Regions from separate parts of the Homo sapiens genome. Here region 2 is linked to region 1. A link is a loop called in an ENCODE intact Hi-C map of the cell type or tissue named here. Cell type or tissue: mammary epithelial cell. All regions are shown on one strand. Links, peaks and the distances in the headings refer to the core of each region. The heading gives the core; the rest is flanking DNA.

The links. A loop is a pair of places that touch in the nucleus more often than their neighbours do. Peaks named below come from ENCODE experiments on the same cell type or tissue, not always from the same donor. Only the 100,000 strongest peaks of a DNase experiment are listed, where the experiment ranks them.
Region 2: a loop joins it to region 1, with 4 times the contacts of the local background. A loop is called at or near these places in 4 of 110 quality-filtered maps.

What each region holds. Positions count from the first base shown.
Region 1 is chr3:15,789,901-15,805,745 of GRCh38, reverse strand. ANKRD28 (ankyrin repeat domain 28) reads left to right here and starts at 7,767. Exons shown (of 28, transcript NM_001349278.2): 1 at 7,767-9,341; 2 at 10,440-10,523. The coding sequence starts at 9,225. RefSeq lists enhancers at 979-1,118, 11,153-11,302 and a silencer at 3,437-3,536. In mammary epithelial cell, for the core only: a CTCF peak has its summit at 7,568; DNase peaks (open chromatin) are centred at 7,665 and 8,465; H3K4me3 peaks cover 1,828 bases; H3K27ac peaks cover 5,126 bases.
Region 2 is chr3:15,701,813-15,717,657 of GRCh38, reverse strand. It overlaps ANKRD28 (ankyrin repeat domain 28), which reads left to right. Exons shown (of 28, transcript NM_001349278.2): 9 at 3,002-3,080; 10 at 4,017-4,131; 11 at 5,436-5,518; 12 at 6,384-6,447; 13 at 7,922-7,990; 14 at 9,594-9,734. It also overlaps a transcript of BTD not described here. Among named protein-coding and RNA genes, the nearest start is that of MIR3134, 12 kb to the right of the region's middle. In mammary epithelial cell, for the core only: no CTCF peak of the experiment used is centred there; no DNase peak of the experiment used is centred there.

The DNA of each region.
Region 1 (15,845 bases), core at 4,330-12,329:
GTGCATTAACTTCATACTACATTTACTCTGGCATCACCACATTGTAAAAACCAGAATGAATTGCACATAATCTTTCCTCAATCTTTTTTTAAGAAGGGCAAAATTCAGCCTGTTTAAAATAAAAATTTTGCACTCAACTGATTTTAATATGAGGGCTAAATTGTCTTTGATACAGTTGCTGAACAATAATTAACTTTGCAAATAATAATGTAGATTTCAGAGAATGTGTTTATCCTTGGCCTGATAGAACATAAGTCATATGTCAGAGATACTACTCATCACATATCTTAGCTAAAAATTTTACTAATCAGATTGACTAGGATATTTTAAAAAGTATCACAACTTTAAAAAAAAGACCTCTAAAATGATGAGTCCTTTTCCTTAATTTCAAACTGCTTCTCAAGGTAATCAAAATTATGAAGAAAATAACCTAACTTTTAAAGACATTACTTAAATGCAGTACTACATACTTGCTAACAGAGTAGTTTTTCTCCCTTTGTTCCTTAGTTTTGGCATATTAGGTGTATTCTAGAAAACTAACCTGTGTTAGTTTGGCCTGTTGAATTTTTTACTTATATTCTTTTGGAAGGAAGTAATTCTCTTAAGGCTGAAATCTAAAAATAGTCATCTAAATATTGATTTAAACCTTAAGTTCATATGTGTAACTGTTGAATCTACACTTACTTGGAAAAGTCAGTGAAACTCTGTTTTCGTAAGTACCTGCTACGTAAGTACATGTGTGTTGGGAGGAGGAAAGAGCGCAAAGTCAGCATTCTTCTAGTCCCCCATTATAGTGTTAAAATGTTACTAGTCTGCCTGTCTATAAAAACCTTCCTTCCTTTGAGGCACATACCATTTGGCTAGGTGATCCTTCTATTTCTTGTTGCTATCATCTGTCACATCTCATACCCCAGTTCCACATCTGGATCATGTTTGTCTGTCATCTAGGTGATTTCATTTCTTTGTAGATGACATTTTGAACATACTTAACTATTTAACAACCTCCACACCAGCAGTCATCTGTACTTGGCTGTAACCACCTCCACTTGGCTGTAACCACCTCAATGACCACATCCTACAACTTGTCTCATTTGCTGTAATTACCTTTGCTTCTGTATGTTTGTTCTTATCTATCCTGGACACCGTGAGCCATTGCTTTTAACTGCTCAACAGTCACTTATACTCACTTTTAACAATTATATATTATAAATGATAGTTTTGAATCTTCAACCATTTTCTGAAAAATGTGATAGAGTTTTTACATGGAATGTTCTAACTAGCAGACCATTGATTTCTTTGACAAAGCACCCTTCCTATAAATTAAAGGAGGAGCAAAATAATGAGGTTTATGGAGAGTTTTATTAAAATATCCATTTTTTTAGAGAATGGACAGTTAGAAGGTATCTGTATATGTCAGTTACAATTAATAACTTCATATGCTACACTCTTTCCTATGATGGACTTGGTAGCAGGTATAGTCTATATCTCGGCCTTCAGTATATACTGTCTTTTACTGTCTTTTATCTTGTACTGGTTAGATTTTTACGTGTATGACATAATGCCCTATTTAAGTTGCATAAGGAGTTTGAAGGTGATATATGATACCTTATAATTCCTTGGCATGGTATGTATAGTAGAGATATGAATGTCTAATAATTGTTTAATCAGTGCTGTGGTATTTTTGTTGAGTGTTTTAAAAAGTAAGGTATTCTTGCCAAAAGACTTTTAGATAATTTCAGTGTACTGGATTGAGTAGAATTGAGCCAGATCTCACCATTCTTTATGAATTTTTTTAATATTCACCTAGATGTAGGCAACTTTGGGATTTAACATTTCATTTAGAAGTCATGAGGGTAGATGCTAAGATAATGGGCTCTGTATTAAGTTTAAAACAGAGTTTGAGAGCATGAAATGCACCTTAGATATTGATGTAACAAGTAACATTCTTCATTGTATAAATTTGGAAACTAAAAAAGTCCCAAATTTCTTAAACTCCAATAAGCACTGGTTGCTTAAGTCAAAAACCTGGGAGGTTTCTGATTATCATCTTCTCCATCACTCTTGTAGCCAGTCTATTAACATGTCCTATAAATCCTATTTCTAAAATATATTTCTTTTTTTTTTTTTTTTTAAATGGAGTCTCGCTCTGTCGCCAGGCTGGAGTGCCGTGGTGTGATCTCAGCTCATTACAGCCTCCACCTCCCAGGTTCAAGCGATTCTCCTGCCTCAGCCTCTTGAGTAGCTGGGATTACAGGCACGCGCCACCACACCCAGCTAATTTTTGTATTTTTAATAGAGACGGGGTTTCACCATGTTGGTCAGGCTGGTCTCAAACTCCTGACCTCATGATCCGCCCACGTTGGTCTCCCAAAGTGCTGGGATTACAGGTGTGAGCCACCGTGCACGGCCTCTAAAATATATTTCTGTCTCTCCACCTATATGATCATGTCCTAATTCAGATCACCCACTCTGTTGGATTACTGCAGTGGTCTCCTAACTAGTCCTTTGACTTCCATTCTTCTACCCCTTTAATCCGTTCTTCGTATCAAAGCCACATAATGTTTTTAAAGCAAAAGCAAATCATGACTTCCTTAATTAAAAATTTTTAATGAGTTCTCAATTGATGAAAAATACAAACTTTATAACTTGGTTTACAAGGCCTCTCTATCACATGACCATACCCACTTCTCCAACTGCATGTGATATTGTCCCTCATGATTGCTTCCCCAGCCACATGGGCCACCCATTAGTTCCTTGTCTTTCAGACATTTTTTTTTATTCGAGAATTTATCACAGTTGCAGTCATATAGTATTTATTTGTGTGTATGGTTCATTAGAACAAGGATTGACTATTCATAATTTTGTTTTCTCAGCTTGGCAGAAAGACTGGCACATAGTAGATGAATGTATACTAGGTGAATGGATGGGGCAGATAAGTGATTGGCTGACTAGATGTTACTGAGCCTGTTTCTCATTTAGAGATTTGATAACAGTACCCACCAAAATGGTGGCTGAAGATGATTGAGAATATTTGTGGTAACTGTTTCCATCTCTTTCTCTCTCCTCTGATTGTCCTTAGCTTATCCAGGAAAATATGAATTATTTTCCAGCAGATTTCTGATTATTGTTTCTAGTACAATATGTTACAGCTCAAGTTTCTAACTCATTTTATTTATTGAAGATTTAAGTAGCCACATTGTACTGGAGTATGGATGTTGGAAGAACAGGGCTCGAAGGATATATGTCCACTCATAGATAATTAAAGGAAGAGTAAGATTATCATTTAGAGTTAGGCTCAGCTCCAAGTACCAGAGATGCAAAATTACAGTTTCTTAAACAAGGCAGGACTTTTTATTTCTCTCTAACATAAAAGTCAGAAAGTAGACAGTCCAAGGCTTGTATGGCAGTTCTGTTTGGCAAAGTCCTCAAAGACCCAGCTCCCTTCTAGTGTAGTTTCACTACCCTAGACTATGGTCCTTGTTTGGTTTAAGATAGTGGCCAATCATCTTTGTTCCAGGAAGCAAGCTGAATATGCTAGTTGGTCTTTAAGAAAGTTTTCTGAAAGGCACACAACACCTACTTAAAATTTTGGTCAAACTTTTTCATGTGGCTCCTAGCTACAAGAGAGCTGAGAAATGTAGTCTTTATTGTGTGAGGCTCTGTACTTACCTAAAGCTGAAATGGAAGCCTGGAGGAATGGACACAAAATACAGATCTCTGCAGAAAACACATGTAATATTAGAATGTGCTAACAATCTGCAGTATACAGTACTATTAATATTGGAAGGGTTAACAATTTATTATTACGAATGTAACGTACCAGTGGGATCACACCACTTGAGATCGTCAAACGATATTGGTTAATGGCCATTTTGGCATTATGACTGCATAAAAAATAAGTGTCCTGGATCATAAATATATTACCTGCAGAGAGTTAAGTCTGATCTATTATGAGGATTTTGAGTTGTGTTTTGAATACCTAGTGACTTTCTTGCAGTGGCTCTAATAATCACATAGATAATTGCATGGATTCTGGCCTGTGTAGCCTAGAAAGCAGCTATTCCTTGATTTCTCCCCACTCACCCTCTACCTCATTTTCTTTTAACTCTGTTCATAAGACTTTTTTTTCCTAAAGTATATGGATAGATGAGGCGTAGCTCAAGAAGATTGGTGAGGATTCTTGATCTGTCAGAAATGTTTTCTATAACATTGTTTGAACCCACTTCCTTACCATCTTTCACCACAAGCTTTTTATTTTCAAATACTCAGAGACCAGCTTGTTACTTGCCACAGAGTAGCCACTTAATATACCCTGAGTATTCTATTCTATGATAATACGGAGTTCACAGATGTGTAAGACAAAAGGTGAGGTTTAGGTTGGATCTTGTTGCAGAAAGGAAAAATCGTTTGTGTCAAAAAAAGAAATTCAGGTGTAACAATTAGGAACCCAAAAATTATCTTCCAGTGACTTAATGTTTTTATAATCAGTAAAAAGGTTTAAGCCAGCTTTACCATTATGTGATTCCATTAATAGTAGGAGTAAGCTCTTAATAGGATACATTTTAGTATAAAGAATAGAAGGATTATAAAGCTGTCAGAGTTGAACTTGTTAGCTTATTAAAAACTTAATCTAATATGGCCTAAAAAATAAGTACCAAAGAAAATAACCACATCCCCTTGATATTTCTCTAAGTGGAAAAAAATGTTGAACTTACAGTTTGCACAATCTTTATCAGCAGTTTTTTATCAGAAGTACTTTCTCTGTTTCTAAGTTCTTAAATATTCACTTGTCTCCTTTTAAGATGTGAGTTCCTTGAGGGTAGGAGCCTGTCTTATTCAATAGAAGAAGACACAAAACAGTGCTGCTAATTTAAATAATTTAAAAACTGACATATTTCTCTTAGTATTTTTTATCTGCTTTTGATTTTATAATATACCATGGGCTAGTACTTTCTATCCTTTTTCCCAAAGGAATTTTACAGTCCCTAAACTGTAAAATCTAGTGAAGGTAGAAGAATGGAAGAACCTGTAGTCTTTCTTGCCTAAGTTTACTGCTCCCTCTCCCCAATTAACACTTAGTATGTGCTTGTCTAGTTACTAGAGTCTAAAATGAGCTTTTAGCAGACTCTCAAGAGATCACTGAAAAGTGTGGGGACTTGGCAACTGAATGGGATCTCCAGACATTAATCTGAATTACCTCACTTGTACTGGGTCAAGAGGAGGAGGAGTTTAATAGCCTTTGATCCACTCACTGGCTTCACAAGGGATATCATTCAGCTATCCCAAATATCCATAACAGTAAGGTTATCTTGTTTAGATTTCACAACACTATGAAGTAAATTCTGTTAATGTCATTTAATAGATGTTAAAATGAGCACAGAGAGGTTACTAAATAAGTGAGTAGCCCAGGATCCCAGAATTAGGTTAGTGGGAAGCCTGGATTAGAACTTCAGGCAATTTGACCACAAAATAGCCTACATTCTCAAGCACTGTACTGTTACTCTATTTCTCTTAGACAAAAATCTTTGCAGGTTATTTTTTTCTTATATAAGTGTCAAGAAATTTAGGCTTAGGGAATTTAAGTGGTTTGTCCAAGGACACAGCTAGGAAATGATGGAAGCAGAATTGAACTTCAGGTGGGCTGACTCCTGAGCCCTTAGTTTTAACCATCACCCCATACCTTTGTTTTATATCCTGTCAACTTCTGAAATTTTAATTGTTCACTTATTAGAGATATGAAACTCACTTTGTTGCACCTTAATGCCACCTATATTTTCTGGTTAAAATATATGTATACCAACACACCCCCACTATTCTTGTTTATAAATCTCCACCCTTCCAGAGTCTCGTGACGACAGAATTCATTTCAATGAAATTATTTATAGGTGGAAGAAAGTGGAAGGAGACAATATGTATGAACACAGTCCCTACCTTCAAGGAGTTTGTTTTCTGGTTGGGAAAGACCTAAGTGTGGAGGTTGACTTAGAACAAGAAACAGGATGTACCTGCTTAAGTCTAAGTAGGTGAACTTAGGTACTAGATACTTTGGAACAAGTTAAGATTGTTAAGATAAAAAGAGATTTTGCTTTGTGGGCTTGGGAACCCTGAAGATGAAATATAGGATATTGTTACTATAGTTGTTTCACTTTCAGATATTTCAAATATTAAGATTTTTTGATTCAGCTATGTGGAGATGGATAACATAATTGATGTATGTTCAATATTTACATACCTTTAATTTGGCATAAAAGTATTTTATATATTTTAAAATATAACTAATGAATTGTTAGCATGTTTTAATTGGTACAAATATGTTAGAGTTATTGCTTCTTCCATAGATTGATACATTTTATAGCTTTCAATGGTTCTTGTTTTAAATTCTGACATTCTTATATTTGTATCATGCTGGGATTTTTTGTTTTTTTTTTCCTTTTTATGGTTTTAAGACTTGCTTTGAAGTACCCATTTAAAAATAACTCGTTTTAGAATATAGCAATAAATAGTATATTCCTTTGTTACCTAAACTTTTCACAACCTTTATAGGTTACCTGTTTGTTAAGATCACTTTTATAAGCTAGTATTACAGGTTGCAAAGATCTGGAGATGAGTGGAGAGAAGAGAGTGTGTCTGTATGTGTGTGTACTCAGTGATAGCAGAATAGATTAGAAAGAGTATGTGTTTAAAATAACACACAACTTTATTAATTTATACAACTTTGGGTAAAATACATCATTTCTGAGTCTGTTTTTCCCTCTATAATGGGAATACAGCAAGGTTATTGTATTAAATGAGAATGTACAGCACATAGCATATCACAGATGTTCAAAAGTAACTATTATGTTTATTATTGTTTATTAATAAAAATGCTAGTTAATATGAAGAACACAGATTGAAGGGGGACCATGGTATTTTCTTTGTAAGTTTTCTCTTGAGAAATATCCCCCATGTTGGGTAAACAGAGAAAGAAGAAAAAAAACGATGAAATGATTGGCTTTGACATTTATTTATGGCTTTGGGAAATTTATAGGGAGGGAGATTATTTGTATTACCCTGTGCCCTTTTGACATAGGTAATTCAGGACGAAGGACATTTTTTTTTTCATGTACCTCTTTAACAGATTTTTAAGGCTTTATTCCCTATCCAAATGGGAAGGTAGGATTATTTTATTTCTTCAGTGAAAAATCAAATGATTTATATAATTTTAGAGTTAGGATTTCTACATTATGAAATTTTTGCTTTTCCCTTTAAAATATGAATCAATGATTGATTAAATTCACCAATTTAGAAATTGTTAGACAATCTTAAATTTCATTTGTTTAAGCTTTGCATTCTAGAAAATAAAATACACCTGGCAGATTAAAACTGATCTTGGTAAAAATATGAATAAAACAATTTCATGGTTTTTATAATCTAATAAAATATTTCTCCATCTTTAAACCTTTTTTATGAGTCCATTGCAGGCATATTCTTACTGCAACTGTCATTATAGGGTTAAACATTTGCTTTATTGTAACACACGAAAGCAGTTAAGCCGTTTGGAATTGTTTACTTGCTAAAACCACTGTTAGTCAGCAGAGGCAGTACACCAGATTTCCTTGTGGCTTTTAGTGGAAAATGTTAAAAGCGCACTCATTTTTCAGTTATAGAATTTTTTAGTTTGATTTGGATTAGTCACAGAACTGGCATGAACCTTCTAATTGTGAAGGCTGTCCAAATGCACTATTTTTTTCTCCTGCTAGAGGAAGTTACATCCCGAGAAGTAGCTCAGATCTCTGGTAAGTGTAACATGTGAGCATTACTAGGCATTTCATCCTGTGGGTCTGCAGTCTTTGCTCTTCAGACTGTTGCTCCGTTGGAATGCTTCTGTGGGACTGATACTGAGGTTCTATAGATATTTTTTAAGGACCTACTCATTTGGGGATGTCAGTGGTGTTTTGCAAGATCATCTGAGGAACAGGAAAGCATTTGAAATCTGAAAAGGATAACTGTGGCGGTTTTCACAGTGGAAGGAAACTATATTGGCAAAGAGGCAGATGACTGAATAAAGTAGTTGGCTCAAAGAAGATGCACAGTCTGCTATTTTTTTCTCTGAATGAAGACTGTTTAATGGAAGCTGTATTCATGTGGAGATCAAAGGAAACACTGGAATGATACACTACTATGTTTTTCCCCCCCCTTTTTTTTTTTAAAGAAAACAAAAAGCCTGAAGCAGTAATTTGAGCTCAAATGCCTTCTAATTCCTTCACAGCCTGCTTGTTCTACTAGGATTCTCCACTAACACCATTTCTGCCTGGTGCCTGTGCCCTTTTGCTGGAGCAGCCACAGACAACTGCCTGATGGAGAAAGAATGAACGCTCTGCCTTGCTTATGCTATCGATGGGAATAAAGCTAACTGTGTTTCTTCTATTATATGGGAAACCTGGATTAATCAAGCTGTATTCTAGTACCAAGAGTCGTATTGTCTCTTGTGGTCTGACTCATCACATGTAAACGTACTGCAGCTTTGCTATTAATGCAGAGTGGTTTTTTTTTTTTTGTTTTTGTTTTTTGCCCCTTTCCCAAACACTGAAAGAATTGTTAACCTCTGAGCTTCATTTTCAGGATTTGTGCTGAGCTCTAGATCTTTTTTCTGTGAATAGTATCTGCATTAAACCAGTGATGAAGAAATGAAGACAAATTAGAAGTGGAAACAGAATAGTGAGATTTTATTTTTTATTTTCAATTATAAGCAAAACAGCTACTGGTAACTATATGACCTTGCAGGCAAGAGTGGGTATCGCTGTGATCATCTCTGTCACAGCAGTTGTTTCTCATTTCATTCTATATTGTGTGGTGTTGTGTCACCAAAAACAATGATTGTTTTGTGCAAGTAAATTTCAGAGATAGAGCAATAAGACTATTTTGGTAGAGGAAAAATATTTTTAAATGAGCTTGGACTCAGTTTTAGTTATTGACATGTTGGTGTGAAATTTCTTCTTAAGTATTGCAGTAATCCAACAGAAATAATAGAATTTCGTTATATTTAGGAAGTTACAAATTATGTAGTCATAATTTTAAACTTGTTTTTCCAGTAGTACTTATTAACTTTAAAAAAAAAAAAAACCCAGCTGTGCTGTTCAGAGAATGTTTGTAAGTGTTGTACAGAAGAGGAGGAAAAACTACTTGTGCTCTTCCAACTGTGACTTTTATCACATAGCTTGGAATTTAGTGTTTTAAAAGATCGAATGAGTCGAGTGTGTATTGTTGTTTTGGAGGAGGTAGAAGATGAATCTCCTGCATTCATTTCTAAATTGCCACAGGAAAATAAATCCCTACATTCTCCACCTTCTGGAAATGTATTGGTAAGATATGTAAGTTTATATGTTTACTATATTCTACTGAACTAGTAGTATAAATCTTGTTTTTTAAGAATAGATGTAAATTTCCAATAGTTTCTTTACAAACCCAAATTAAAGCAATACGTGTGTAGATATGATGCAGTATTTTTGTATAAAATGCACATTTTTCGTTTTTACTTTTTTGAATGCTGAGATAACATTTCAGTCTTTACTATGTCTTAATCTCTTTAAAAGACTGTTTAAAAATAATTTGAGAATTAGTAGTTATGGCAACCACGTTTCTGTTTTCATTTTGTGGTTTCAGAAACTGATGTAACAAGAATCAGGAACTCTGCATATTTTAGGAAAGGTTGACTACCCCCAGCAACACTAAGGCATGGCCTTTTCTGTAATGAATTTTATGTATTTACATATAAGACTTTATATGAGATTCAGTCTTCATCTTTAACCTTGGTTTTAGTGCTACTGTCAGCTGGCTCCTTGACTAGTATAGTATACCTTATCAAGAGGCTGTATCGTTGATTAAGAAATTATTATATTTAGTTATGCATGTGTTTGTCTTTTCAAGTTATTTAAGTATCCAGTATTTTTTGGTCTTTGATTAGTGGCTATTTTCATCAACTGCCAGGTTTGCTTTCTTGGGATTTGTATCTTTATACATGTAATGCTAATCCATGTAAGATAATTTGATGCCCCAAACAGACCTTTTCAAAAAAGCCTTCCTTCATGGGCTGGAAATTGCTTAAAAAGTTCTGTCCCACAAGTAGATGTTGAGATCACACATTTGTATTTGGAAGAGTCTTTCTTTTTGTCATATACAGAAACAAAAGGCTTCTACTTACAAGAAATAAAATCTGATTTTGTTTATTATACTACCTAAATTGGGTCAAACTGAATTGATTTTTTTTTTTAATTAGGCCTTTTTTTTCCAAGTAGGAATCCTGTACTTTGACATGATTTGGTTTTATGAAACTTCTGGCTAATGTCAAAAGTGATTATTGCTACAGGGAAGAAAACTTGTAGATTCCAGAACTATGTAAAATATCCTTAGTCACCCCACATGGATGATTCTAATGTTTTTATTACTCTCTTCTATTTTAGCCATCACTGGTGCAAGCTATATTTAACGGAGATCCTGATGAAGTTCGAGCACTAATATTTAAGAAAGAAGATGTTAACTTTCAGGTAAAACAGTTAATTCACTGATGCCAGCCTTTAAAACTGCTTTTTAAAATTCTTTCCTAGAATTGTGATTTTTGTTTACAAGACATAATATAACTCTGTAACAGTTGTTTTAAATGAGGGCAGGAAGGTATTGAGGCAAAAGGGAAAACACTGGACATATACTCAGGGCAGTAGCAGCCAGTAGGGGTCTTTTGTTCTCCCAGCTTTTTACTTTGAAATTTTTCAAACATAGGGAAGTTAAAAAAACATGCTGACTACCCATATACCTTTCACTTACTTTTGGCATTGATAACATTTTGCCACATTTGCTTTCTGTATTTATTAATATACAACTTTTACATATATATGTAGTAAGTTGCAGAAATCATGATACTTCACCATTAAATACTTAACTGTGCATTTCAAATGAGGATTCTTGTAAGTGTATATCTAAATATAAGATCAGATTTGCTTTTTGTAAATAATCATGGTGAGTGTTTTACAATGGTGCTTGATTAATTTTTGTCAGATTAGGTTTTCAGTAAAGTCATTGTTGGAAAAGTTTTCAGACTTAACGATACAGTAGTATATTCAGTGCTGACATGATGGACAGTTTTAGAAAGGTGGATATATGGATAATTTTCTCTCTCTGTTATGTTTTTTCAGTGGCCAGTATTTAGTTTACTAAGTTGTGGCTGAAAGTACATTACGTACTCTAACAAAATTACATCCACTAATGTATATATTTTTACCAGAAACAAATGTACCCCTGAGTTATGGAGGGGGTGAAAAGTCATATGATTCACAAAGTCGCTGTGGCAACACCAAAACAGATGACCTAGAAATGATTGTGGTTTTAAGAAAGCACCCATTGCAAGCTCATTTTTAACTCTCATCTTTCCTCCTTTTTTTTTTAATATAATACTGCTGTGACCACTTAATGTTAGGTAGATACAAAAAAGTTTTACCTTATTTTTAAAATAATGAATTATCTGAATAGATTTGAATCATTGGCTAAAACTGTTGTTAATTTTAACATTGGGTAATGAACAGAATGCTATCATTATATATTTTTTAAAATTTTTTCTAAGTGAATTGCCTTCAAGTTTATATTTAGTTGGAAACATGCACCTAATTCAGGATTTATGTATGTATGTATGTATGTATTTATTTAGAGACAGAGTCTGGCTCTGTTGCCCAGGCTGGAGTGTAGTGGCATGATCTCCGCTCACTGCAACCTCTGCCTCCCGGGTTCAAGCGATTCTCCTGCCTCAACCTCCCAAGTAGCTGGGATTACAGGCACCTGCCACCACGCCCGATTAATTTTTGTGTTTTTAGTAGAGACAGGGTTTCATTCACCATGTTGGCCAGGCTGGTCTCAAACTCCTGATCTCAGGTGATCGGCCCGCCTTGGCCTCCCAAAGTGCTGGGATTACAGGCGTGAGGCACTGTGCCGGGCCATGATTTATTTGTTTTAAATGAAGTGTCTGGCTACTTTACCCAGGGTATACTGAAGAGTATGCGTTTCTTAGAAAATAGCTCAAGGGGTATAGACGCATGAAAAGGTGGAAAACATGTTTTCCATTTAACTCCTAAGGTTTTCTTGTTATTTTGGTTTTATTTTAATAGTACTGACAAATACTACCTTGATTAGAAAGTTTGAACTATAATTCCATTTACCAGGGCTAATTTCTCCATCATTACAAAGTTTATTGTAGCTGACATTACTTTTATGTTATATTTAATCAATTTATCCTAAATTAAAAAAAAATTCAGAGTCATTGAGAGCATCAGCTCACTCATCAGTAGGCCTTTCTTGAGAGTAACTCTTTGACAATTGTCTTCAGTGATACAAAGGTTTTTGACAACAACTTTTATGATTGCTTTTAGGCCTTTTCTCTCGTGACCCTTTCTTAGTAGTTGAGAGTGTTGCCTTAAAGTCAAGATTTGTTAACTTTTTGGCCATTATTTGAATTTAAGATGGTAAATATCATCTGATTTTGTCTGATAAGGAATCATATGGGGTTTTAAAAGGCAATGGGTGTTAAATGCACTGACTTTTAATAGGTAATAAAATATTTTTAAGCTTTATGTCAGTGTGACAGTCGTGTTTTTCCAAAGTAAATTTATTTAAATAAGTATTTGGAGAATAACGTTGGACTTTTTGAAACTCAGGTTTCTCTTAAGTTTTTTGAAGTTGTTTTTATTCATTTTTAGAATGGATATAAGTTCAGATTTATTTCTCTACCATTAAATAGTCATTGTATAATTTTAGATGAGTTTCTTTAGTCACACCCTGAGGTTTTGAATATTGTAGACCACTAAACAGCACGTTTCTTAGTAACACACCTAATAGATTTTTCTTCTTATTTTAGTGGGTTTTAAAAAAAATTTGTGGGTACATAATAGGTGTCTATATTTATGGGGTACATGGGATGTTTTGGTACAGGCATGTAATGTGAAATAATCATATCATGAAGAATTAGGTATTCATCCCCTCAAGCATTTATCCTTTGAGTTACAAACATTCCAATTACATTATTTAAGTTATTTTAAAATATACAATTAAGTTATTATTGACTATAGTCACCCTATTGTGCTATCAAATAGTAGGTCTTATTCTATTTTTTTGTACCCATTAACCATCCCCACCTCCCACTCAACCCCCCATTACCCTTCCCAGCCTCTGGTAACCATCCTTCTGTTATGTCCATGAATTCAGTTGATTTGATGTTCAGATCCCACAAGTAAGTGAGAACATGTGATGTTTGTTTTTCTGTGCCTGCCTTATTTCGGTTAACATAATGATCTCCAATTCTATCCCTGTTGTTGCAAATGACTGGGTCTGTTTTTTTATGGCTGACGAGTACTCCATTGTGTGTATGTACCACATTTTCATTATCCATTCATCTGTTGATGGACACTTAGGTTGCCTCCAAATGTTAGCTATTGTAAACAGTGCTGCAACAAACATAGGAGTGCAGATCTCTTCGATACACTGATTTCCTTTATTTTGGATATATACCCAGCAGTGGAATTGCTCGATCATATGGTAGCTCTATTTTTAGTTTTTTGGGGGACCTCCAAACTGTTCTCCGTAGTGGTTGTACATTCCCACCAATGGTGAACAAGGGTTCCCTTTTCTTTACATCCTCACCAGCATTTGTTACTGCCTGACTTTTGGATAAAAGGCATTTTAACTGGGACAAGATGATATCTCATTGAGTTTTGGATATCTGATGATTAGTGATGTTGAGAACCTTTTCACCATTTGTGTGTCTTCTTTTGAGGAATGTCTATTCAGATCTTTTGCCCATTTTTTATCAGATTATTAGGTTTTTTCCTGTAGAGTTGTTTGAGCTCCTTATATTCTGGTTATTAGTCCCCTGTCAGAGGGGTAGTTTGCAAATGTTTTCTCTCGTTCTGTGGGTTGTCTCTTCACTTTGTTGATTACTTCCTTTGCTGTGCAGAAGCTTTTTAACTTGATGTGATCCCATTTGTCCATGTTTGCTTTGGTTGCCTGTGCTTGTGGGCTATTGCTCAAGAAATATTTGCTCAGACTAATGTCCTGGAGATTTTCCCCAGTGTTTTCTTGTATTAGATTCAGTTTGAAGTATTTAATGCATTTTGATTTGAATTTTGTATATGGCAAGAGATAGGGGTCTGGTTTCATGATTTTGCATGTGTTTATCCAGTTTCCCAGCACCATTTATTAAAGAGACTTGTCTTTTCCCAGTGTATGTTCTTGGCACCTTTGTCAAAAATGAGTTTGCTGTAGGTGTTTGGATTTGGTTTTGGGTTCTCTGTTCTGTTCTATTGGTACACGTGTCTGTTTTTGTGACAGTACCATGCTGTTTTGGTTACGATAGGTCTGTAGCATAATTTGAAGTTAGATAATGGGATTCCACCAGTTTTGTTCTTTTTGCTTAGGGTGGCTTTGGCTATTCTGGGTCTTTTCTGGTTCCATATAAATTTTAGTATTTTTTCTATTCCTGTGAAGAATTCCATTGGTATTTTGATTGGGATTGCATTGAATCTATAGATTGCCAGGACATTTTAACAGTGTTGATTCATCCCAATCCATGAACATGGAATATTTTTCCATTTTTTGGTGTCCTCTTCAATTTTCTTCATTCGTGTTTTATTGTTTCCATTATAGAGATCTTTTACTTCTTTGGTTAATTCCTAAGTATTTAATTTTATGTATGGCTATTGTAAACAGGATTACTTTTTAGTTTCTTTTTCACATTGTTCACTGTTGGCATATAGAAATGCTAGTGATGTTTGTACATTGATTTTGTATTCTGGAACTTTACTGAATTTATCAGTTCTAGTTTTCTTGTGGAATGTTTAGGTTTTTCCAAATATAAGATTATATCACCAACAAACAGGTATAATTTGACTTCTTCCTTCCCAATTTGTATGCCTTTGATATCTTTCTCTTGTCTGATTGAGCTAGATAGGACTTCCAGTACTATGTTAAATAACAGTGGTGACAGTGGGCATCCTTGTGTTGCAGGTCTTAGAGGAAAGATTTTCAGTTTTTCCTCATTCAGCATGATACTAGCTGTGGGTCTGTCATATATGGCTTTTATTATGTTGAGATATGTTCCTTCCATATCCAGTTTTTTGAGGGTTTTTATCATGAAGGGATATTGAATTTTTTAATCAAATGTTTTTTCAACATCAGTTGAAATGATCATATGGTTATTCTTTATTTTTTTGATATGATATATCATGTTAATTGATTTTGTGTTTTGAACCATCCTTGCATCCCACAGATAAATCCCACTTGATCATGATGAATGATCTTTCTAATATATTGTTGAATTCAGTTGTGCTAGTATTTTGTTGAGGATTTCTGCATTAATACTCATCAGCGATACTGGCCTGTAGTTTTCTTTTTTTGATGTGTCTTTGTCTGGTTTTGGTATCAGGGTAATACTGGCCTTGAATGAATTTGGAAGTATTCCCTCCTCTATTTTTTAGAATATTTTGAGTAGGATTGGTATTAGTTCTTCTTTAAATGTTTGGTAGAATTCAGCAGTGAAGCCATTATGTCCTGGCCTTTTCATTACTAGAAGACTTTTTATTACAGCTTTGATCTCATTACTTGTTACTGGTCTGTTCTGGTTTTGGATTTCCTCTTGTTTCAATCTTGGTAGGTTGTATATGTCTAGGAATGTGTCCATTTCTTCTATATTTTCCAGTTTATCAGCATATATAGTTGCTTACAGTAACCACTAACAAGCCTTTGGATTTCTGCATAAGTCATAATGTCTGTGTAAGTCGTAATTTCTGTGTAAGTTGTAATGTCTCCTTTTTCATTTCTGATTTTATTTG
Region 2 (15,845 bases), core at 5,162-13,161, 89 kb after region 1:
TTGAAATTTAAACCTAAAAAAATACTGTGAAGTGTTTGGCTTGTAGTTACTGTTTTTGGTTGCCTGTGAGATCAACTGTTAGGATTTTTGTAGCTCTAAATTTTGGTTTTTGTTATTTTTCTTTTTTTTTTTCTTAATACTCCTAGTTTTCTGCTAAAGTGATTTGAGGTGATTAAGAAAAAGAAAACTCCACATTGTTTCTCCAGTTCAGAAAGAAATAACTGTGCCTTCTCCCCGCTAACGTGTCTTATGGCAAACTTTTTAGTTAGTAATCTGAATCTCTTTTTCCTTTGTATACTTAGAATAGGTTTTATTATCAGTATGTAGAAAGTAAAAATGTTGATCCAGTGCCACATATAGGCTTATAATAAAGGATTCTAACCAGGCCCAGTTGTGTGTGCCTTTAGTCCCAGCTACCTTCGGAAGGCTGAGGTGAGGGAATCACTTGAGCCAGGTGTTCAAGTCTAGTCTGAGCAATATAGCAAGACCTTGTCTCTAAAACAAAATAAATAAATAAATAAATAAAGGACTCATCACTTATTAGCTATGAGACCTAGTAAAATCACTTAACCCTGGGGCCTACATTTCCTCATCTATAAAACAAGATTAATGGTATCAATCTGATAGGGTTGTGAGAATTAAATAATATATATGAAGTAGATTTGGTTTTGGCTTTTTAGGAGGAAGGGAGATGGGGAGACAGAATCTCACTCTGTTGACCAGCCCAGAGTGCAGTGGCACCATCATAGCTCACTTCAGCCTCAAACTCCTGAGTTCAAGCAGTCCTTCCGCTTTGGCCTCCCCAAGCGCTGGAATTATAGATATGAGCCACCGTGCCTGACCATATGAAGTGTTTTAAAACTGTGCGTGAAACGTGCTATGTATACATAAATGTTAACTATAGTTATATCTTCCAAATTTCATCATTTTGTTAATCAAATTATTATTACAAGTTTTTATTTGTTTTGTTTTGAGTTGTGGGGGTTGTTTAGTTAGTTTTCCTCTTGTTTTTCTTATCCTTCTTATCAATGGAATCTATGTTTTTCCTTATGTCTGTAAAAATTGGCTATAGCTGGCCAGGCATGGTGGCTCACACCTGTAAACCCAGCACTTTGGGAAGCCAAGGCTGGAGAATCACATGAGCCCAAGAGTTCAAAACCAGCCTGGGCAACTTAGAGACCATCTCTACAAAAAATAAATTAGCCAGGTGTAATGTTACATGCCAGTAGTCCCAGCTACTCCAGAGGCTGTTGTTAGAAGATCACTTGAACCCTAGAGTTCAAGGTTGCAGTGAACTATGATTACACCACTGCATTCCAGCCTGGCTGACAGACCAAGACCCCCATCTCTTTAAGGGAAAAAAAAAAAAAAAAAAAGTCCAGGTGCGGTGGCTCATGCCTGTAATCCTAGCACTTTGGGAGGCCGAGGCGGGTGGATTACTTGAGGTCTTGAGTTCAAGACAAGCCTGGCCAACATGGTGAAACCCCATCTCTACTAAAATACAAAAATTAGCTGGGCATGGTGGTGCATGCCTGTAATCCCAGCTACTCAGGAGGCTGAGGCAGGAGAATCACTTGAACCCGGGAGGCGGAGGTTGCTGAGAGCTGAGATCACACCACTGTACTCCAGCCTGGGCAACAAAGCAAGTCTCAAAAAAAAAAAAGAGAGAAAAAAAAGGCCATAGCTAAAATATTAACATTAAAAATTAGGATATATCCTATCTGGAACATTTTGGAAAGACAGAATCCTTTTGCCAAGATGCTTTTTTGCCCTTTTTTTTTCTGGTTGAACAAATAACAACTGGTACATGAAAAATAATGGTAAAACAAATATATCCTGAGAAGCACTGATGTGTTATCTGAGTGTTTTACAAAGGATTATTGTATTTACTCTGTACAACAGACCAGTAAGATGTAGATGGTATTATCCTCATTTTCAGTTGAGGAACTGAAGGCACAAAGAAGTTAGGCAACTTGTCCAAAAATCTTGCTTGTGGTAAGTAGGAGATCTGAGATTCATGCTTAGGTTATTCTGACTCCAGAGCCTGTGCATGCATGCATCCTCTCTCCTCCTCCCCTTCCTTTCTCGTACTGCCTCCAAAAGATTAGAACTTCTGTAAAATTACTTGTCAATTGGATGGCTTGTTTACTTGAAAAATTCATATTATGGAATCAAACACTTAAGTAGATACTTATGATGTTCTAATTATTATTATAAAGACATGAGGATTTTTAAAGAATATCTGCGTTGTACAGTGTTAGCATAAACTTAGAATACTTGTGACATTTCCATTTTAGTACCTATGCAGAAGGCATGCTGAATGTTGCTGTGAGATTAGGAAGCTGCTAAGTAGTTTATTTCCTTTGCGTTGGTAACATGTATGTTTTGGTTAACTGAAAGATTTTAGAAAAGAAAAGACACTACCTAATCAGAAGAAAAGATAACCTAAATCAGGGATTGTTTTTCTTCATATTTGGAACTCCTTTAGAACTTCTACATGAAATATATATGTGTGCAGCCAGTCTGATTTATTATTTTAAGTGATTTGAGAAAATATTTAGTACACGTAACTATAAACAAATATATGTAGTTTTAATTATTTGTATTTATTTTTTTAAATGTATCCACACAAAATTCACGAAGTTAATTCTAATACTCACTTTTACTTGGTCAAGGAAGGATTCAGAATTTCTTAGAATGGAAATGTTGGAGCAGTGTGAAATTTTGAATCTGAAACTTGGGAGACACATCCTTACTGTCCCACTCCCAATTTTTATAAATTGTAAGCATGGAATTTTTGTATATTTGTGTTTTATGATACACGTGCTAAAAAAATTAATTCCTAATTTTAAACAGCTGTTTTACCTCCATAGGCCTCAGTTAAACTTAATTCATGTAAAATAGTTATAAAAATAAAGATGCAAGAGGGTATTCAAAGTAAAACTAAGGTTTACACATTATGGATATAGTAGAGTGAGTAATTTTTTTCTTCCCCCCCCAGAGTAAAGATGGGAAAACCCCACTACACATGACTGCTCTCCACGGTAGATTCTCCCGATCACAAACCATTATCCAGAGTGGTAAAAAGTATTTCTGTTTTTTTTTTGGGGTTTTTTTTTTTTTTTCTTAAATGTAGTAAAAACATCCACCAAATGAATGGTATTGAGGAATTGTCATCGCATTTTGTGTATTTTTAATACATGATTTCAGAGCTCATGAAAATAAAATATTAAAGAGTATAAAATACCACGTAGCTGTATCTTTCATACTTTTGTTTTTTATGTTTTGTTTCCCTGAACTGTGTTATTTCTTCAGCAGTTAGTATTAGCTTTTTTCAATATTGCTAAATAGAAAATTACTTTCTACCATAATTTGTATTATATATTAATGTGTGTACTCTGTATATACATTATACATGTATCATTTTCCCCTGTTGAGTATCTGCAACTATTTTCAGGATTTTAATTTCTTGAGTTTGTATTCTTTTGTGTTTAAATTAATATCAGGCAAGCTAAACTTTTAAATCAAAAGAACTTTTAGGTGTATTACTTTAAATCAGTGTTTTCCAAGGCATATTCCAAGAAATTTATCCTCAAGATAATAGGTGCTATGGTTTTGCAGGGGAAAAGTTGAAATAGGTTCATGATCCAATATTTTTTGAAGCATTGCATGCAGTCTTGATGACAGAGTATGCACATTAAAGCTCTGAAGTCTTGCTCTAAAGAAACGTGTTTAATTTTGTTTTAATACAGTAGTTTCCAAACTTATTGGACCCCAGAACCCTCTTGTCAATTTAAAAATCTACTAAAATCTTATGCTTAATTCACACAATTGCTTTAAGTATAAAAGCTATAAATCCATTGCCTGGCCCAATAAATGAGCTATGAATGAAATCTAGTTAAAATTGCTGTATCTATTAGTTTGTATGTGAACAGCATTTTTTATTACTTTTCATGTAGTACGTTTGACCTGATCTTTATATGGTCCAGTGTCTGACAGTAAGTCCTATATTGCAGGAGCTGTAATCGACTGTGAGGATAAGAATGGAAATACCCCTTTGCACATAGCAGCACGGTATGGCCATGAGCTGCTGATCAACACTCTTATTACAAGTGGTGCTGACACTGCAAAGTAAGTACTTACCGAGGTGTTGATAACTGATACAGGCAAGCACAAAGGGAAGTGAACTGCAGTTTTCTAGACATTTCACGTGGAAATGTGGATTTTATCCTCAATGTTGTATTAATTGCTTGAACTTTCTTTTGTATTGACAAAGTGGTAGGTTAAAATGTTTAAATACAATTTTATTTGGTAAGCCAGTGTATTTTTATGTATGTTACCCCAGTTCTTTCTCACTTTGAGTAATAACGCAGTTTTGATCAGAGCTGTTAATTTTTGTGATCTCTTTATTTTTAACCTAGAAGTACTTAAAAGTCCCAGAAAGCTGTATGTGCCAGATGCTTTTTTTTAATCCAAATACTATCTGTAGATAATACTTTTCAGGCTGTGCTGTGCCAAGCTCAGGGATTCCTTGGAATCCTACGAAGGAGTTCTTACCCCCACCCCCATTTTGGTCAGAACAGTTTGCTTGTATTTATTTTATAAATTAAAGTTCCCATTGTAATATTTTGTTTGAAAGATGAGTCCTCCTGCTAATGCTCTGCAAGAAACACCATACTTAAATTTATGTTTATCATTCTTTGTATCACATTTACATGTGTTCATTAACAAGTTTTAAATCTTTTTTACTTTCTGTAATGGTATGGTACTGCACCTATCTGTTTTGTAACTTTTTCCAAAAAAATTACATGAGCTTATTAATTTAGCCATCTAGATAGAAATTTAGGCCTTCTTTCACATCTGTACAAGTTGCTCTAGTTCATTTATTTTATAGAATTATTGTATAAAGATTTCACAATATATTCATTCTCCTTATTTGCAAATACAAGTTGCTTACAGTTTTTCACTATTACAGAATTACTACAATAAATATTCTTGAACATGTTGCATTATGGAAATGTTTCAATGGTGGGGTGACAGGGTAGTGAATTTTGCTCCCTAAGCAAATGTCCAGATACATTTTTGGTTGTCACAATTTGGGGAGGAAGGTGTTAATGTTAATGACATCCATTGGGTAGAGCCCAGGGATGCTGCTGAACAGCCTGTAAGCCTGTATGCACAGAATGGCTTCTCACGTTTCCCCAGCAAAGTCCATAATGACAGTAGTGCTGAAGGTGAGAAACCTGACTTTTGGAGAAAAATAGCTGGCTAATAAGTTATGCCCACCATCAAACTTTAACCAAATTACTCTCCGAAGTGTTAGACATTTTGGCTCTTAGTTATCTTTCACTTAAGTGGTCTCTTTGTAATGTATTTAACTGATTGTATTTTTCTTGTGTTAAAATGAAGATACTGTCCTGTTCTATTAACTTTAGGCGTGGCATACATGGAATGTTCCCCCTCCATTTGGCAGCCTTAAGCGGCTTTTCAGATTGCTGCAGAAAACTTCTTTCTTCAGGTAAGTGTAACCTTTGCAGCCTTTTGTATGTCTCCTCAAACCCCTCAAAATTTTTAGATGGTCTCTATCCTGCTTTTTAAAAATTAATGCAGATGGGTCCAGTATGGATAATTTAATAACCCCTTTTAGAACGTGTTGGGTTCAGGTCTGGCGTGGTGGCTCATGCCTGTAATCCCAGCACTTTGGGAGGCCGAGACAGGCAGATCACTTGAGGTCAGGAGTTCAAGACCAGCATGGCCAACATGGTGAAAGCCCATCTCTACTAAAAAAAAAATACAAAAAAAAATTAGCTGGGCGTGGTGGTGAGCACCTGTAATCCCAGCTACTTGGGAGGCTGAGGCAGGAGAATCGCTTGAACCCAGGAGGCAGAGGTTGCAGTAAGCCGAGATTGTGCCACTGCACACTAGCCTAGGAGACAGAGCGAGACTCTGTCTCAAAAAAAAAAAATACAGAAAACCTCTTCATCCCCTGTTAAAGAAAGACCATTAGCAGTTAATCTCCATTTCTTTCTTCCCTCAGCCCTAGGCAACCACTAATCTACTTTTCATCTCTATAAAATTTGCCTGTTCTGAACAGTTCCTATAAATGGACTCACCCAACATGTGATCTTCTGTGACTGGCTTGTTTCACTTAATATAATGTTCTCAAGGGTTATTCATGGAACAGTATCAGTACTTTATTTCTTTTTATTGCTAAATAATACTCCATTGTATCCTATTGCCTTTTAAACAGGCACTCTAGCACTTAAGAACCCATAGTTTTGTTTGGGATTGGAGGGGAGGATGTGATTCTTGATGTTTCATGACACAATTCTTTAGTGTAAAATAATATGTCTGTTATAAATAAGATGTATTCATTCTTGTAGGATTTGATATAGATACCCCAGATGATTTTGGCAGGACTTGTCTACATGCAGCTGCAGCTGGAGGGTATGTTAATAGTATTTTTATTTCTTTAAGAAAAGATAGCTGGTCATGGCAGGTTTTCTCTTATCTTTGTTCTTTTTTATTAATTCTGGGCTGCCAGAAAATAGAAAACAAAACAGGAGTTGTTTGGGAAAAAAAAGTCCAGGGTGGCAGAATACTTTTTTTCATCTTATTCCAGCCAAGTTGTAGGTTATGAGTGAGAGAGAGAGAGAGAATAAACCTACAAAAGGAAATACTGCCTTCTGTAAAAGAACATAATTTCTGGATAAGTAAAACTATTTCTTTAAAAAGTATGTTCTCAAATGAGAACATCAAAATACTGGGAATATTCTGAATAATACAAGTACTCTTTAAGTAGATTTGTTAATTTTTTTTTCCCCCAGGAAAAAAATGTTCATTTTGTGCTGTGTCTTACCTCTACTAGGAAGAGGAAAGTTTGAGATTGGAAGATTTTGGACTAAGTTTTAAATAGTACCACCAGGGAAAAATTAGGCAGTTGGTTCATACGAGCAACAAACTTCAGCTAAAACTCATGGCCTCTGGAACATGCTTCTTATCTAATGCTTCTGATAATTTAGATCTGTGATAAGCCATTTAATTCATGATTTCTCAAAAGGACATTTTGCAAAAACGTTATTCTCAATGATAATTTCTTAAAAATTTTCAGTGATTTCAGAGGACGAGTACGTTGAACCAAGAGTACACCAGCACAGTCTAAGTTGTAGAGATGGATTGTGAGCATGTGACTGGTTTTCTTGTTCTTCCAAGGTCGCCAGAGAACCTTCCAGTTAAAACCTAACTTCCACGTAACTTGCCTACAGAGAGAGGGACAACAGACTTGAGTGTCTGATCACTTGACAGTTACAGTTTTCATTGTAACATAGTAATTTGATGTTGAGGTTTATACAGTTAAATTACAGAAATACTTAAGTTATATCCTTTCCTCCAGTATTAACTAAAGATACATATATGTAAACAGTCATAGTATAGGAGAAGATAAGGGAAAGCTGACAGGACTCATGCAGTGGCTCACAGCTGTAAGCTTAACTACTCAGGAGGCTGAGACTTGGAGGATCGCTTATATCCAGGAGTTGGAGGCTGCCGTTAGCTATGGTTGCATCACTGGACTCTAGCCTAAACTATAGAGTGAGGCTCTGTTTCAAGAAAAAAAAAAAAACCTATAAGCAAGTTGTTTCCTAAAGCCTCCTCAGAATCTCTTTTGCAAATGTGATCTTCCTTTTAAACAATGACAACATGAATCGTGTGTTATTTCCTCAGTGTGCCAATATGTAAGTATATAACTTTCTAAATTCTAGATAAGATGAATTTCAATGTTTTATTCTTCATAGAATGTAAATCATCATTTTTGTCACATTTATCTTCATATAAAAACATGCTTTCATGCTTCTTTAAACCTACCAATTTCATTATAAAATCACTGTCAATTAAGTTTTCTAACTGTATTTTCTCTCAATAGGAATTTGGAGTGCCTAAACCTTCTGCTGAATACTGGTGCAGACTTTAATAAAAAGGACAAATTTGGGAGGTAGGGTATGATACAGTTTCTTTATGGAGCCTATTTTTACTTAATAACTTGATTGACCTTCTAACTGGCTTCTGAAAATTAACTGAACAATTTAGCATCTTGTACACTGATCATGATTCATTGAGAGTCCCAGCTGAAGTCAGTAACTTCCAAATATTCGTTCTCACCCACAGTTTTCTTCTTGAGTCCCTACCACAGCCCTAGCCTACCAACCACAGCCTTGGCCTTATAAATGCCTCTATACTTGCTATCACTTCCCCCCCTCCAAAAATTATGACTATGGAAATGTAAAGCCCCATAGAACCTATGTTTTTTCAAGAAACTCACAATACCTAGAAAATAATGATACAGTTCTCCTTTCTCCAAGTCATTTCTTGGTGAGGGATTCTACTGCCCATATCTTGTTCCAGAGCAGTAGTAAGAGGGAGGAAATAGGTTATAAATATATATGTGTAATTTTTCTTTCTCCTCTTCTATATAAATCTCTCACACACATATATCCACACATCCCACTAAGTATTTCACAACAGGAAGGCAGCTGTGAAATGACAGTCTTTGTAGTCATTCAGCAGGCCTCATTGTTGAGTATTTGTGGTAGCAGTATTTAAAACTACTGTTAAGTTACTTAGAGTAGGAATTGACACAGAGTGCATTAGAACCATACAGGAAAGAATTGAAGGCAGTTGGAATTGGTTTGAAAGAGATGACAGTATAAGCAAAACTGTGTGTGTCAACAGTTTGAGAATTATACATAGCAAAGTGTATGAGAAGGAAGGGTGTATGTCAGAAGAAAATGTGTGAATATATGTCAATGCATGTGATAGAACCAGTGCAGAAGAGAAGTAAAAAGAATTATGCATGGTAGGAAATCAGAAATGAATAGAAGAAAATAAAAACTATTTGACACCATAATTACTTTGAAGAACAGATTGCTCTCATAAGCCTACTTAATGGAAAGAACTAATGACCCACAAAAATAAAAAAATCACTTTGGCTTTGGAATGCAATATTTTTATAGCTAATTTGCTTTTATAATTATACTTTAATCCAGTTTATATTAATTTTTAGTACTTCAGGCATTCTATACTACAAATAACAGAGAGGGCTTCTGAAAAATGCTTTGAGTTGAGAGGGTTGAAAGTAATTCAGGGTTAATTACATTTTTTTTAATGTTTCTTCTATTTTTTTCTCTTACCTTTTGTTCTTCTTCTGAGACATGAATAGAAATTGCTACCTCTGTACTGTGGAACATTTTTATTAATGTAGGGGAAACTTTCCTAAAATGAAAGTTTTCACATTTCTGAGCAGAATATGAAGGTTATTTGAAAGTCACTCAAAGGACTGGGACTGGGATTGCTGCTACTGCCTGGAGGCGATGAAATAACTGCATTTTCATCTTATTTCATATACTTAAAGGTTCTCTGCCACCTTGCTTTCTTCTTCTAGCTTTATGTCCAGTCCTCCGCAAGACTTAGTATATGGTAGTCTAAGTCTCACTGTAAATAAAGTATTTGTAACTGGGAGGAGTAAGAGTCAACTATGCTTTTGTTTACTAGTTATGTCTCTGGCTTTTATCTTTCTTGTATTAACTTGGACCCAAAAGATCTCCACTGCACTACGCTGCTGCCAACTGCAATTACCAGTGCCTGTTTGCTCTTGTGGGATCAGGAGCAAGTGTGAATGACCTTGATGAAAGAGGCTGCACACCCCTGCACTATGCAGCTACATCAGACACAGATGGCAAGTAAGTACCATAGGAGTGAGAGTGGAGGATCAATATTTCTATAAACTGGCATCTTCCATATGGATGTTTTTGTTGCAAATTTGTGTTTCCTCTTTGTATTTTTTGTTGATTATCTTTGCCCTAAGTCTATTTTGGGAAATAGATTGGTTTCATAGTTATTGATAAATCATAGTTATTACTACCTATTCTCAGCACCAGCCTTACTAGCTGATCTGGTGGAAGAAAGATAAAGGTCCCTTCTTGTCCTATCTGCCAAAAGAGCATCTTAATATCACTTTTATGTTTTTTTCCACCTGACTTCTTAGAGGCTACAGCCGTGACTATATCATGGGGAAAGGGAGAGAGGAGATATATGAGTAATGTCATCAGAAGATTGGGTAGAGGTTGGAATACAAGTATCCTTCAGAGGTAGACAGTTCAGATTTGCAAGGAACCCTTGTAAATTGGTGTCCAAAAGGTAGTAATTGAACTGGCAGAATCTGGTACGTAGTAGGTACTACATGTTGCTTAAATAGGTAAATTAGATGGCAGAATAAGTAAATGTTGGCCAAGAATGAATAAGTGAAAACAAGAATAAATGATGCATAAACTGTTTCATAAGTATAATAATATTCACCTAAAGTTATCAGACCTATCTGTAATACCTTGATACATATTTTTTTTTTCTTCTTGCACGAAAATAAACTCATTGAAAACAGAAAAGATTTTCAGTGTCTGGTAATTCCCTATGGTGTGGGTCAGTGAAAAGTAAAAATACCATTGGCAGAAATAAGTAATGGTTTCTGGGGAAAGATGTTATAAAATGTACTTCATATAACAGAATTATTTATTCGGTTTTTAACATTTACTTTTCGCCCTCAAAATAAGAAGCATAATTTGATTCTTCACAAATGTTAATTTAGTATAAACTCTTTAATTTCAAAACCATTTTTATAAGTAACTTTTTTTATGTTGGATTGTGGCTAAAATTCTAGGGGTTTTTCAAACAACCCCATCAAAAATTGGGTGAAGGATATGAACAGACACTTCTCTAAAGAAGACATTTATGCAGCCAACAGACACATGAAAAAATGCTCATCATCACTGGTCATCAGAGAAATGCAAATAAAAACCACAGTGAGATACCATCTCACACCAGTTAGAATGGCAATCATTAAAAAGTCAGGAAACAACAGGTGCTGGAGAGGATGTGGAGAAATAGGAACACTTTTATACTGTTGGTGGGACTATAAACTAGTTCAACCATTGTGGAAGACAGTGTGGCGATTCATCAAGGATCTAGAACTAGAAATACCATTTGACCCAGCCATCCCATTACTGGGTATATACCCAAAGGATTATAAATCATGCTGCTATAAAGACACATGCACACGTATGTTTATTGTGACACTATTCACAATAGCAAAGACTTGGAACCACCCCAAATGTCCATCAATGATAGACTGGATTAAGAAAATGTGGCACATATACATCATGGAATACTATGCAGCCATAAAAAAGGAGGAGTTTATGTCCTTTGTAGGAACATGGATGAAGCTGGAAACATCATTCTGAGCAAACTATCGCAAGGACAAAAAACCAAACACCACATGTTCTCACTCATAGGTGAGAATTGAACAATAAGAACACTTGGACACAGGAAGGGGAACATCACACACCGGGGCCTGTCATGGGGTGGGGAGGAGGGGGAGGGATAGCATTAGGAGGTATACCTAATGTAAGTGACGAGTTAATGGGTGCAGCACACCAACGTGGCACATGTATACATATGTGCCAAACCTGCATATTGTGCACAGGTACTCTAGAACAAAGTATAACAATAAAAAAAAGATTTCAGAATCACACACACACAAAAAAAAAATTCTAGGGGTTTTTTGTTTGTTTTTGTGGGTTTTTTTGTTGTTTGTTGTTTTGTTTCGTTTTGAGATGGAATCTTGCTTTGTCGCCCAGGGTGGAGTGCAGTGCTGCAGTCTCAGTTTACTGCAGCTTCCACCTCCCAGGTTCACAAGCAATTCTCCTGCCTCAGCCTCCTGAGTAGCTGGGACTACAGGTGCCTGCCACCATGCCTGGCTAATTTTTGTAATTTTAGTAGAGACAGATTCACCATGTTGGCCAGGCTGGTCTCAAACTCCTGACCTAAGTGATCCGCCCACCTTGGCCTTCCAAAATGCTGGGATTACAGGAGTGAGCCACTGCGCCCAGCCTAAAATTCTAATCTTAAAGGCAATAGTAATGTGTATTTTATTTGCAAGAATATAAAGTATGTTTTTAGATAGCAACTATTTAAATAAAATCTGTGATAAAGACTATAAATCAGAAAATATTTTGGTAAACTTGGATAAGTAGCTTATCCCTAATTTATCAGTTTTATAATTTCATGGTTTGATTTATTGATTTGCTTAAAATAAGTTATACCTTTTATCACCATCTGTAGTCCTTTACCACTACTTTCACAGACTGGTTATTGGGTACAGCTCAGCATGATCCAGATTCCGCTGAGAGATTGTCTCCCACATTCCTTCCCCCAAAAAAAGATTACACTTTGATCCTTCTGCCCTTAGACAAATGCACTAAACCTGAATTCACACACACACAAAACCACAAAGGAATAACATATAATTCAACCCATAGTGTTGGAGATGTGTGGTTTCATTGTAAGCCAATCTACTTTTCCTATAGAAGGGTACTAGTACTAAAATCACTAGTTTTCTTACTGAATATAAACGGTTTTGAGCAAGTAAGCAATGACTTTTATTATTTAAATATTTAATCCTCAGTATGTACACTAAACAGCCTGATACACTGGAAAGTATCAGGCTTGATACTTGGGATCCGAAAGACCCAATTTAAATCTTGGAGTTTCCATACTGTACCCATTTGAGTATGAGCAAGTAATTGCTAAGCCAAAATATTCTTTATTTGTAAAAGGAAAATGAAACCTCCCTGTTAGAGTTGCTGGGAAAACTAAATGAGACTGTGCATAATCTAGCACTGTTAATGGGAGCCTCTGTTTCCTATCTTTATTAAGTATCAAAATCCCAGAGAGCCTGTCGAGTGCCATCATTTATTGATTCAATGATTTGTTCCATGGGAGCCTAGTGGAAAATATAAGCCACAGTAATTATTCTGGGATACCAGAGGCATCCTTTTAATAAGTGATTGTTTTGGAGGCTTAAACAGTGGCATTAAAGGATTTATTTTTCTTAAATTGTAAAAAATATTTTTCTTAAATTGGGTACAATTGTACCCAATTGTAATTGTATTCCCAGGAATAGCTTGAGTAATAAGAGAATCAGGCATAACTCATTCTGCCAAAGCAACAATGAAATATTTTCTAAAAGAAGAGACAAATTCCTCAGAGCTTCCAATTGCTATTATTCAGTAATGTACATTTGCTTATTTGTTTTTTAAATGGTTTTTTAAAAATCCCCTGTCAGCATCACAGTTTCTACCTTTAAAGCTCCCCAGGAAAAGTTGTTGTTTATACTTTGGAATTTTTAACAATCTGACATTGGTTTTCTTTTGTTTAGGACCAACATACAGTAATTATAATTCTGCTCTGCCTTTTATCCCTTCATCCTCACTTTGAGTAAATAATTGGAAAAATACATGAAATCTTCCGTGACTCATTCTAGTCATTCTGCTTGTTACCCCCATTGTCCTGATGCCTGCGTTCTTGGTAGACAGTCATTCAGCAAGTCCTCTGAAGTGTCTTTATTTTACATCATGTAAGAATCCAGCAAACAAATATATGGCTGCTATCGCAATGAACATATTAAATATGTGAAATATTAATAAATAAAATTATATTTGCCTGTTGCAGATACGTATAGGGCTGTCTTTGAGCAGGATGTCATGTGGGTCTTCTCCACACCTGTGTGTAGTATGTATATAAGAGAAGGAAAGGTTGAGGGCTGTTTTTCCTGATTATAAGGAAGAAATTCCCCTCATACCAGCTCTCCTGAGATAACCATCATCAACAGTTATATTGCTCTGTGTGTATGTAGATTATTTTATGTCCCTCACAGCCTTAATCAAAGTTGAAGTCCTGGTATATGTTATAAAGCCTTTTCTATATCATATATAATTTTTTAAAATATTTTATGGGTTGTTATCTCTAGCCCGCACTTCATAACTCTTCCGTCCTCTATCCATTACCCAGTTCCAAAACCTCTTCCACATTTTAGATATTTGTTTCAGCAACATCGTAACTTCGCAATAACAATTCTCTTAGTCTGTTTGGACTGGTATAACAAAATACCAAAAACTGGGTGGCTTATAAACAACAGAAATCTTATTTCTCACAGTTCTGGAAGCTGAGAAGTCAAGAATATCAAGGCACCAGCACATTCAGTGTCTGGAGAAGGCCCACTTCCTCTTTGAGGGCATATTCTTGCCATATCCTCACATGGTAGAAGGAATGAGAGCTCTTTTGGGCCTTATTTATAAGGACACTAATCCCATTCATGAGGGAGGGCTCTGCCCTCTTGACCTAATCACCTCCTAAAGGCCCCACCTCCTAATAACATCACCTTGAGGTTGGAATTTCACCATGTGAATGGGTGTGGGGGGACATAAACATTTAGACCATAGCAACACTCTTAGGAAATGAGGCTACATTTTGACTTCTAATGGCAGTTTATTTTTGTCTGTTTTCAAACTTCATAAAAATGGGATCATGCAGTTTTTTGTGTGTAGAGGTTTTGTAATGCTGAGATTTATTCCTATGTATCTGATATTTTTTATTACCAAAATCAATCTTTAAATTTTTTTGTGTTGGTATATAGAAGATATATTTGCCTTTTGTATGTGACTTACATTCAACAACCTTGTTAAGCTTATTGTGTATATATATGTAAGAGCAGTGTTTGATACTAGCTCTGCCTTTTACTATGGGGACCTTCAGCAAATTACTTAACCTCTCTGTGCCTATTTAATCTGTGAAATGGAGATACTAGTCTAAACTCTGTCACGACTATGTAGAGTTTAAAATGGTTTAGTATATATGAATTGTTTGGAACAGTTCTGACGTATCCTAATCTTCCTATAAAGGTTAGTTGTATTTTTTAAAACTGATTTTTTGGGCCAGGGGTGGGGTGGTGGGGGGTGGTAAGAACTGTTGTATGCCATGATGGGAAGAGTAGAGAGGAGGGAGGGCCTCTTGGAGTGACAATACCACATCTGTTTTCCTGGCTGAGTGGTCCTTACCCAGGGCTCTGACTAGCCATGGGACACATGAATTTGAATCAGTCTGAACTTGCCTCAGAACTCAAAATAGTAGGGTTCATGAGTGGTAGGGTAAGAGTAGGAGAAATTTAAATAGTTTGAAATGCATTCCGATTTTAACCTATGTGGTTAGTGGGGATGAAGATATTTAATTTGCCTAACATTGAGGAAAAAATTGTAACAGAATATTGTTTAGCCTTAAATATTTTTTCAGATTTTGTGTATATATTTTATTTCAGAGGACAGATTATGGAGAATCTTCATTTCTTAATTGTCTGCGTTTCATAAAATGAACATGTGTTAATGTGCAAACAGAAAAAAGAGTATACAGACTCTTCTGCCCCCACCCTCTAATGAAGTTCACATTTTCAAGATCAAGCAATTTTGTGATTCAGTATTTTATAAGCACCCTAGTTAACTTACCACTGTAAGTGATTAACCACTGTTCTAAAGCTTTGTGGGAACATAGAACAATGGATAAAGGGAAGACCTGAGGTGGTTTAGTCCTTGGTTTGCCATATTCTAGCCAAAAGGATTTGGGAAAAGTCATTTAACTTAGTGTCAGTAATCTTTTTCATTTGTTAGAGATAATGCTTACCCAGAGTAATTATGAAAATTTATATTGTTTAGCAAAATCTGAAAGGTATGCCAATAAAAGAAATTGTATTAGAATAAGTTTTGTATTCAGGTCTCAGTAAGGAAGACCCATTTCTGTTTTATCACTAACATCTAGAGAACTTGATTAAAGATTTTTTTTAAATGCCCTTGGGTAAAATGTTTTTGCCTGTAAAGTATTCCTACAGACTTGCAGGCTTTTTCTGCATCCCAGTGAGCACTGTCCTCTGAATTCGGCACCAAGGAAGGCTGTGTACAGAGTTTACACAC